Regions from separate parts of the Mus musculus genome. Here region 2 is linked to region 1. The links are chromatin contacts, found by Hi-C in ENCODE. All regions are on one chromosome and are shown on one strand. The core of a region is the stretch at or near the end of the contact, and the rest is flanking DNA. Distances in the headings are between cores, read along the strand shown. Region 1 has its middle 7.2 kb from the start of Aplnr. Region 2 holds the start of Olfr1009 (olfactory receptor 1009).

Region 1 (5,147 bases), core at 975-3,474:
AGGTCTGCTTTGAACTCCACAGCTTGGGAACTCACCCAGGCAACAGTCTCTCTCTCTCTCTCTCTCTCTCTCTCTCTCTCTCTCTCTCTCTCTCTCTCTCTCTCTCTCTCTCTCTCTCTCTCTCTCTCCAAGAGGTAGCCACAGCTGTGTCCCTAACAGCTGGTTTGCTATCTGAGGAAGCTGGGGGTGGAGGGGAGATGGGGAGAAACAGGGAGGTAGATATAGCTGAAATTTAACTACCTGACTACCTGCCTCACTCCAATAGCGCTGCTATTGTCTTCAGCCAGAACACTGCAGTACCACCCCAGCCCTACTCCTTATCTGACCAAAACCAAATGGTCATCTTTAGCAATTAAAGCTAATCTCCCCCTTACATCCACCCCACCCCCTCTGATATCCCTGCCACCACCCGTGCTCTAACTCATTCCACCATTTGGTACTACTTCCAGCTTCTTGACCCTATTTCAAACTCTCTAGGCTCCCTGAGCACCCTGAACAGGAAAGACAGAAATAATGCAGCAGCCTGAGGCCCAGGGATATGAGTTCCAATCCTTTCCTACCTATTTGTCCATTCACTCAACTCAACAGGTGTTTGTTGAACAACTAGTGTGTGAGAGACTGGGGCGGGGGAGGGGGGCTCTGAACACATCACAGAATAATTCAGGCTTAGTCTCTGATCCCCTGTACTTGCTAGGGGTGAGGAAGTGACTGGTGAGCGAAGGCAGAGCACTGGGGCCCTGATAAACACCACAAAGGGAGTTAAGCCAGGCTAATGGTGCAGAGAATAAATGAAAGCTGGTAGTTTGAGCAAGCATTGTCTGTGGAGGCCTCATGGGGGTCTCTGGAATCCTAACTGAAGCTTGCTGTGTCTGAAGCTTGAATGATCAGCTGGCTTTGTAGCCCAACCAAACCTCCAACCACACACACCCCCAACAAGTTTCTCTATCTGTATGAGAAGACACTGGACCAGTCTGGTCTATTTTTTTCTATGATTCTGGGGACTGTGGCAGCAGCTCCAATAGTGGCTGGGCAAGTGGCTTTCTTTCCAGTGAGGTCAAAAGGGAACAATGAAGGGACCTCTCAGTCACTAAATGCAGGGTCAGATTACAATCAGGGCACCAAGCCCTGTCTGATGGATTAGAATGGGATCAGCAGGAATCTGGAGGTCTCTCCTGATCTCTCTTATACTCTTACTCACCAACACACCCACCTTTGCGCGCGTGCGCGCACACACACACACACACACACACACACACACACACACACACACACACATAGAACCCCATCCATGGTAACTCTAACAAACCCATGTGAATACCACCATACCACCACCATGTGTATAACCTCAGAAGGGACCGACCGGAGCCCTCCTCAGGATGGTGTGGGTAGAGATTGAGCTCGTGGAACCTGGAACAGGAAAGATTTCTAATTCATCAAGACCTTTGGTTCCTAAGTTGAGGCCGTAGGCCATAGAAGATAGTAACAGGGGAAAGGTAGGTAGCGTGGGGTCAGCACCAGCATTGCATAAAATCTTTCGGAAATGGCACGGTCCCCTTTCCCTTCACAAGGATAAACCTCTAAATGCCACGCAGCAGTGGCTCGAGCCTGGGTTTGAGCAAATCCGTGCGGTGGCTCTGGTTCCTCCCGTGCTGCTCAGCAGGCCTTTGTTGAATAAAAACTGAGAATCATTATTATTTAATAAATGGTGTGGGTTGGACAAACACAATCCTTCCCTGACGGGAGCTCACCGGGGAAGAACAGGAAAGCAAGCAAAGTGGCCTTTGATGGTAAAAGGTTGAGGCTACTAAGCTATTCCACACATTGGGTTTCACTGGGGAGGAAGGCAAGGTTCAGGGAAGGAAAGGGCTTTGCCCAGTTGTCCCTGGGCCACCCAGTCGGCCCCTCCCAGGCCCCCAAGAACTCCTGCAGAGGAAGCCTTCTCCCCACAGCTCCCTGGCCTTTGTCTAGCTGTGATGAGGGACTCCCGGCAAGAGGCAGAGGGCAGGAAACAACAGAAGCAGGAAGGAGGTCAGGAAGAGGCGGATGAGACCCCAGCCAGCTCACACTCAGCCCTACCAACCTTCAGGACAGCAAAGCAATGCTTCCAAAAATATTTACACGAGTCTAAATTAATGAGGAACTATATCAGCTCTGACAATGGGAGGATGTGGGGCTGGCCCTCCAGGGGAGAAGACCAACGCAATCAGGCTGCAGGCACTGCAAGGGGACCGGGTCTAGGGGAAGGCTAGCCTTGTAGCTCTAAAGGAGGAAATCCCAGCCTGCCAGCACTGGTGACAACAGTATCTGTCCATCTCCCTGAGGAAAAGAGAGCATGCTGCATTCTCAGAACTATACAAAGTGTCTTCACCCTGCTTTCCCCGCTTCCACGGAGTGCAGAAATCTCCTCTACTTTACCCTGAAGGGCACCTTAGGACCACTGTGTACCTCCATTGACCAGATGTTCACTCTTGGCCTTGACAGGCCATTCTCATTCTAGTCTGAGCAGCCCATCACTTCCCACAGGGTCACCATCAATAAAGCAGGGTTCAAAGGAAAGAGATTGGAGCCTGTGCTGCTACTCGAAGTCTTGAAAATCTAACCATTGCAAGACTCAGTTTCCTCGTCTATAAGGTGGGAGTGATTTGAGAGACGGTGTGTCTATCTTTATCACCTGGGACTGGCGATCAGAGTCGAAAAGAATGTGAGGGTAAAGTATTATCACGTTCCGAAAATGCTGAGGGCCTTGTGGACCAAGTTATGGGGCCACAGAAGAAAGAGCTTAAAATGTCAGAGGACTGAAGTCAGTCAAGACCATGTTGCCAAACTCAAAATCGTCAAGGTATAGAGACAGTCAGGTGCCCAGCAATGACTCATGACTAGATAAAGAAATGTGGTATATATCCACAGTGAAATTTTATTCAACCATAAAGAATAAAATGATGTCCTTTGAAGCTAAATGGGTGGAACTTGACGTCATCCTGTCGAGAATAATAAGCCGGTTTCATGAAGACAGACATGGTGTTTTCTCCCATGTGAGAGATTTAAGCGAGGGGCAGGGCTTGGAAGAGAGAGAAAAAAACATTAGGGATGTGAAAGCGAAAAGGATGAGGAACCCAGAGGATGAGAAAGACCAAAGAGGGGTGATTGTGATCAAAGTACGTTAGCAAACTGTATGCACATACAGAAATATCAGTGTGACATTCCTTACTTATACTTTATAAAGCTTTATAATCAATTTATATGCTAATGAATATGGGAATAAAGTTAGATAAGGCTGCAAAGTTGATCTTTTCATCCCAAATAAGATGCAGCTTATCCCTGCACTGTCGCCCTCACTGCACAGAGAAACGAGCATGGAAATCTGGTCTAGCAAACAGTGAGAGTTGTGAGGGTAAAATACACGCTAAGTGTCAAGGATGCCAAGGAAGAAAAAGAATGTGACCATGCCTCATCAGAAAGGTTCACACAGAAGCTCTGCCAGTGCCTGAAAGATACAGGAGTGGATGCTCACAGGCATCCATTGGACAGAGCACAGGGTCTCCAATGGAGGAGCTAGAGAAAGGACCCAAAGAGCTGAAGGGGTTTGCAGCCCCATAGGAAGAACAACAACAGGAACCAACCAGTACCCCCAGAGCTCCCAGGGACTAAACCACCAACCAAAGAAATCACATGGTGGGACTCATGGCTCTAGCTGTATATGAAGCAGAGAATGGCCTAGTCAGTCATCAATGGAAGGAGAGGCCCTTGGTCCTGTGAAGGTTCTATGCCTCAGTATAGGGGAATGCCAGGGCCAGGATGCAGGAATGGGTGAGTTGATGAGCAGGGGGAGGGGAGAGGGGATAGGGGGTTTTCAGAGGGGAAACCACGAAAGGGGATAACATTTGAAATGTAAATTTAAAAATCTAATAAAAAGAAATAAAAATAATTTAAAAAAAGAAAGAGAACTACAAAAGGAAAAAGAAAAAGAAAGAGAGAAAGAGAAAGAGAAAAAGAAAAAGAAAAAGGAAAAGGAAAAGAAAAAGAAAAAGAAAAAGAAAAAGAAAAAGAAAAAGAAAAAGAAAGGTTCACACAGGTTCCTTGTAAAAATAATAATAATCTGGATAGGCTAGGATAAATAAAAATAAGGTTCACCTTTTTTTTCTACTTTCCTCATCAACTGCTTACACATGCAAAATCAGTTATGTGGCCTGTGTAATACTCCTATTGGACAAAGCTGAGACAAAGATCAGACACCAGCTTTAGCCTCTGGTAGTAGCTTAGAATGAGGGGCTCGTAACAATCAGGTACAGTTTTCCGGACTGAAACCAATATTTAGGAGAGGATGCAGTTTGGATCTTGGAATCATGGATAATTTGTCATGAAGCTGAATCAGAGAGAAGTGATTTCTTCACTCTCTAAGCCAGAGTGCCGCTACTGGTGACAGCCAAGTCTTACATCCTGATACACTAAGTTTATTAGCAGTCACTTTTTTTTTTTTCAGTCTAATTTGTTTTGTGTTGTGGGGGGAAGGGGTGTGGGTGAATATATGTGTGTGCATGTAGCTGCATATGTGGGTTCACATGCATGTGTGTGCAAATGTACATGAAGGCCAGATGTCAAATCTTGAGGTTCAAGATATTACCCATCTTGCACATACCTTTTTTTAAAAAACAGTATCTGTCACTAGCCTAGGCCTTACTTATTCAGCTAAGCTGCCTAAGGGGCCTCAAAGATCCACCTGCCTCTACCTCCCCAGCAGGCATGCAGCACCATGCCTGGAATATCTGACATGTGCTCTCACATCAAACTCAGGTCTTCACGCTTACACAGTGAGCACATACCAACTGAACTAGCTCCCAACCAAGTCTATCTTTTAAATAATACAAAGTGAAGCTGGGGAGATGGCTAAGCTGTTAAGAGCACTGGCTGCTCTTCCAGAGAACTGGGTTCAATTCTCGCTCACAAGTATCTATAACGCTAGTCCCAAGGTCCTGACTCCCTCCTCTTGCTCACAGCATGCCCATGGTGTACACACATATGTGCAGGCAAAACACATACATGCATAGAATACAGTAAAAATTAAATAAATGTTAAATGCTATCAAGTTACATGTACTTTACAGGTTGGTAAACCGAGATGCAGAGGGTTCCATCACTGGTTCAGCATCA
Region 2 (5,147 bases), core at 1,851-4,350, 590 kb before region 1:
TATTCAGCTCGCATTGCTCAGAATTCTGTATGGCATGTTAGCTGACCTACAAAGTTCAAGTTCTCCTGCCTTCACCTGCCAAAAAGCTAGAATCACAGATGAAAAATTCTACATTAGTTTTATGAGGGATCTAGGGACCTGAACTCAGGGACTGTACTCACTGAGCCATCTTCCCAGCTCTAGATGCTACTAGTGTGAAGTGCATGTAGGTTCTATCCTCTATAGGCATTCTCTTGTTAATGGGAATTACTGTCAAATACATTATAATGTCTTTTGATCTGCAGTTCCTGGGAGATCATGATCAATCAATCTAAACCCAAACTATTCTATTCTCAATCGTAGTAAAGTGCTGTATTTATAGTGATTGAAAACTCAAAGTCCTTTCCACCTTACACCAGGCAGAATGACTAAGATCAAAAACTGGGGTGACAGCACATGTGGTGAGGATGTGGAGAAAGAAGAGCACTCTTACATTGCTGATTGGATTGCAAACTGGTACAACCACTCTGGAAATCAATCTGTAGGTTCCTCAGAAAATTGGAAATAGGTCTACCCAGCTATACTACTCTTAAGCATATACCCAAAAGATGCCCCAACCATTCCACAGAGGAGCACATTCCACTATGTTCATAGCAGCCTTATCTGTGATAGCCAGAAGCTAAAAACAATTCAGATGTCCCACAAATGAAGAATGGATACAGAAAATGTGGTTCATTTACACAAAGGGATACAATTCAGCTATTAAGAATAAGGACTTCATGAGTTTTGCAGTCAAATGGATGGAGCTAGGAAAATATCATCCAGAGTGAGGTAACTAAGACCCAAAGGACATGCATGGTATGTATTCACTAGTAAGTGGATATTAGCCAAAAAAGTAAAGAATACCCAGGATACAATCCACAGAGCTCATGAAGGTAAACAAGCAGAAGGGCCTAAGTGAGGATGCTTCAATCACACTTGGAAGGAAGAAGAAAGTAATCACCAGAGGCAGAGGGAGAGAGCAAGCTGGGTGGGAGTGGGGAGGGGGAGGGAAAAGGAGAACATGAGGCCTCAGAGAGTGAGGAGCTGAAACTGAAACATCTTCTTGGAGACAGGTTGGAGGAAGAATAGGATAAGGAACTGTGGGAGGGTGGACCTGGATGGGGCAAAGACTGGACTGTAAAAAAAAATGAAAGTAATGAAAAAGTAAAGAAAATAAAGAAAGCTCAAAGCATGTCCAGGTGCCCTGTAGAGAAGAAAGAACCAGGATGATTTTCGTTCATCCCACCATTGATTTTCCACCAGTCACTCCTGACAAGGGACACCATAACCCAACAACCTCATTGTGAAACCCTTCTGGACTGGGCTTGAGATAAATAGTTTTGGCCTGGTAGCACTATAGCATTCTTCACTTATTTTTATTTACTCAGCTATAGATCTTGACATAATTGTATGTTATACCATGTCTAATCAGAAAAATTAAAAATAGTCATAGGTTCTGATTTATACCAGAAAGTCACTCAAGCATAATTTTATCTTTACAAAATAACTAGGCTTATTTTTATGCTTTGAAAATCTCACACGTACATCTGTGACATTTTGATCAAATCCATCCCCTATCCCATTTTTGAACTCTTAAATGGTTTCAAGTTAACAGAAAGTTGTTCAAACTCTCTATAAACTTCAACAACTATTGTTTGTTGGCTTGTTTTTATATAAGATAAAAACTAGCATGAAAATAGATTACATGGCATAAAATTAAATAAATGAGAAAATCATTTAATTAAAATTACTTTCAAGCTAAGCAAAACACTCTGCTTGTTATTTTCAATTTTACACATATAAAATCTTGGGTTATGCATTCTATAATATATGATTCATATCTGGTTGCTGTTGTATTTATTAGATTTTATCTTACTTTCAAAAAATAAATATATTTAAGGGAAAGAACCCTGAGCTTAAGTAGAAAGTTATATTCATAGTAATATGATGAAATAAAGCTTTATTTACTAAAATAAAATGTATTTTATGTAGTAAAACAAAAGTCACACAGAAAGATAAAAGGATGTCAATTACAAACTCTGCAAAATGTTTGTCATGTTGAGATGCTGCCTAGGGGGATCAGATCATGTCTGGAAGCTTTGCTCTGAATCTATTTTGTACTCCAAATGACAGTTTAATTTTTGAGGAAAACTTTGGCTTTAGCAACTGTCCTGCCCATGGCCGATTTCACTTCTTTATTCCTCAGGCTGTAGATGAGCGGGTTAAGCATGGGAATCACTGCTGTGTAGAAAACAGACACCACCTTATTGAGGTCCAGAGAAGAAATGGCGCTTGGCCTCACATAGATAAAGAAGAGAGTCCCGTACAAAATAGAAACTGCTGTAACATGGGAAGAGCAGGTAGAGAAGGCTTTCCTCCTACCTTCAGCTGAGCGGATTCTCAGGATGGCAATGAGGATGTGAAAGTAGGAGACTATGATGGTGGTACTACTGACAATCAATACAGCGCCTGCCACGATGAAAACCAACAGTTTGTTGATCCGTATGTCAGCACATATGAGGGAAAGGATAGGAGACATGTCACAGAAGAAATGATTGATAATATTGGAGCCACAAAAGGGAAGTCGGAAAGCAGCTGTCGTGTGAGTCATGGTATTAAAAAAGCCAACAGCATAGGGTCCGATCACCAGCTGTATGCAGAGTCTCTGGGACATGGCTACTGAATACAACAGGGGGTTACAGATGGCTACATATCTGTCATAGGCCATGGATGCCAAGAGAAGACACTCAATGGCCACAAAGAACCCAAAGAACCATTGCTGTAATACACAGCCCAGAAAAGAGATAGCTTTTTTATCTGCAAAGAAGTCTGTGAGCATCTTGGGGGCCACGACTGACGAGAAGCAAATGTCCACAAATGACAGGTGGCTGAGGAAAAAGTACATTGGAGTGTGAAGGCGAGAATCTACCCGAATGAGAATGATCATACCTAAGTTTCCCGTCATGGTAACCAGGTAAAAAAGCAGAAAGAGCAAGAACAGGAAGACCTGCAGATTAGGGTGGTATCTCAAGCCAATGAAAATGAATTCTGTGATCCTTGTATAGTTCTCATCCGCCATTAATAAGGTTCGTCTCTAAGGCAAGAACAATGAAGAGCAACATGATAGTTGTGTCTTAAAACTTCTTGGTAATGCACAAGAGAAGAAACTACAGGCTAAAATCTGAAACTTGACTTTCTGGATTAAAAAAAAAAAGTACTAGTAAATGTAATATATACTATCTGAAGAGTAACATGAGTTTAAGTGTCATAAAGAGAAAACTCCGGTGTAAGTATGAAATGCTTAGGCATTATACCTGAAACCCTCCAATGCCTTTACAGACTAAAGGGGGAAACATTATTGTTATTTTCACGATATCTCTGAATTCATTTTATAAGAGGTAGATCTCAAATGTCCTTTTCAAAATAAAAATAAAAACAATCATTTGGGCTGGGGTGGAAGCTAAATAAAATAATACCTTACTTAGTAAATGCCGGGTTCTACTTTTGATCCTATTTAATAAAGTAATTAGCATAATAAAAAATAATCTTCTTAAAAATAAGCAATGTAGATACTGACATGATCATAAGTCTTATAAGGTTGCATAGAGCTTATGGATTGAACATGATAATAGAGACCACAACATTCCAAAACCTATAAAGAAAACAAAATATAAGAATAATAGAAAATGCTGGAGTTACAGAGATGACTCTGTGACAGTTAAGAGCACTTACATATAGATACATAAACACACACAAACACAAAAATATTTTTAATTGAGATAAATATTTTTAAATATAAATTACAGAAAAATAAGAACTAGAGAAATGTCACTGTTTGACAAAATGACTCATAGAAAACTTTGAATAATTAACTAAGATAGATGGAGGTTGATATGGGTAAATGCTAAAAAGTGTGGAAGAAAGTAATTAAAATATATTATACATCATATATACTTATGAAATTGTCAAGCAACAAAATTAATCAATAAAAGTTAGAACTGTTCAATGAATCATTGGAATTCCAGTGCAATGTGAAAAAATGAAAAAATAACAACATACAAAGTATCAGCAGAAAAAAATTCATATTTTAGATAGCAGTTGTTAAAATAACCATTAATAAGCACAGAAAAGAACATTTAAATTTTCAGTGAAAATAGCTACATGGGTGGCTCAGAGGTAAGGAATATAGCAAGAATGTTCAAGGTTCTAGTTTCCATTCTCAACCTTGCAAAAAAGATTTTTAAAGTTTTTAATTAAAAAAACACAAATTATGGCATGTTCAATGAAGCAGAGAGATAACTAAATAAATGGAACAGATAAATGTATAAGTAAAATCTTAGTTGTAAGGACACATTTTCTTCTTGGGGGGGGGGTTATCCCATTGGAAAAGCAAACACTTCCTGGTTTGCCCCTCAGTTAGGTGGCAGACACAGATAAACTCGATGTGAAGTCAGGAAGAAGTAACATTTGTCTCATGGATAATTTTACAGCTGTTCAGTGTCCTAACAGGGTTTTCTTGTCAGTGACCATTGCTCTTTCTATTAAACCATTACCCTCTAGTCTCTATTGTTGAAAATTCCATCAGTAGATGGGAAGTCTTCATTCTTTTTTGGAAGATCTATGTTGCTTTGACAAAGTGATACAGCCTCAATTTGTAACACAGGCAGACAGACAAGTGGGATGCTCACGGATGCATTGTTTCTAAATATTTGGTTTAAGAAGACAGAATCCAGTGTCTATTTGTTGTTACATATAAATAGCGGTACCTTACCTATGTTCCATTTCGCTTTCAGGCAATCAAACATTTGCTTTATATCCTTCTCATACAAATTCAATCTTTCCCACCGATGTGACTGGAACCTGATTTTCCTTCATTCCTGTGAACGATTTTGTCAGAAGACTTGTTTTCTCCTGTCCTTTTTACAACTTAGACTAACCGGGCTAGGAGTCTCATCAAATTATTTGACAAATTCAATGCAAGTCCAATCAAACATCTAATCACATCTTAAAATGTAACTTCCGATTGCAAAATTTATGCAAGAGAAAAACATTAAGTCAGTCAAAGCCATGTTGAAAAACGATATAGAGGGGAATAATCCATTAGACAAATGGCAAAACACATTATA

What was found. A loop is a pair of places that touch in the nucleus more often than their neighbours do.
Region 2: a map of heart shows a loop between it and region 1 (4-fold over the local background). The contact joins the promoter of Olfr1009 here to the enhancer-like site in region 1. A Hi-C loop is called at or near these places in 5 of 37 maps with a recorded cell type or tissue (adrenal gland, heart and left cerebral cortex).

What each region holds. Positions count from the first base shown.
Region 1 is chr2:85,126,633-85,131,779 of GRCm38, reverse strand. No RefSeq gene overlaps it. Among named protein-coding and RNA genes, the nearest start is that of Aplnr, 7.2 kb to the left of the region's middle. Within about 2 kb of position 2,224, at least 1 of the 3 ENCODE cell types and tissues checked has a DNase peak (open chromatin) inside an H3K27ac peak, as active enhancers do; it is heart, where a contact is called at or near this core.
Region 2 is chr2:85,719,360-85,724,506 of GRCm38, reverse strand. Olfr1009 (olfactory receptor 1009) reads right to left here and starts at 3,100. Exons shown (of 1, transcript NM_146572.2): 1 at 2,156-3,100. The coding sequence starts at 3,100. The coding sequence ends at 2,156.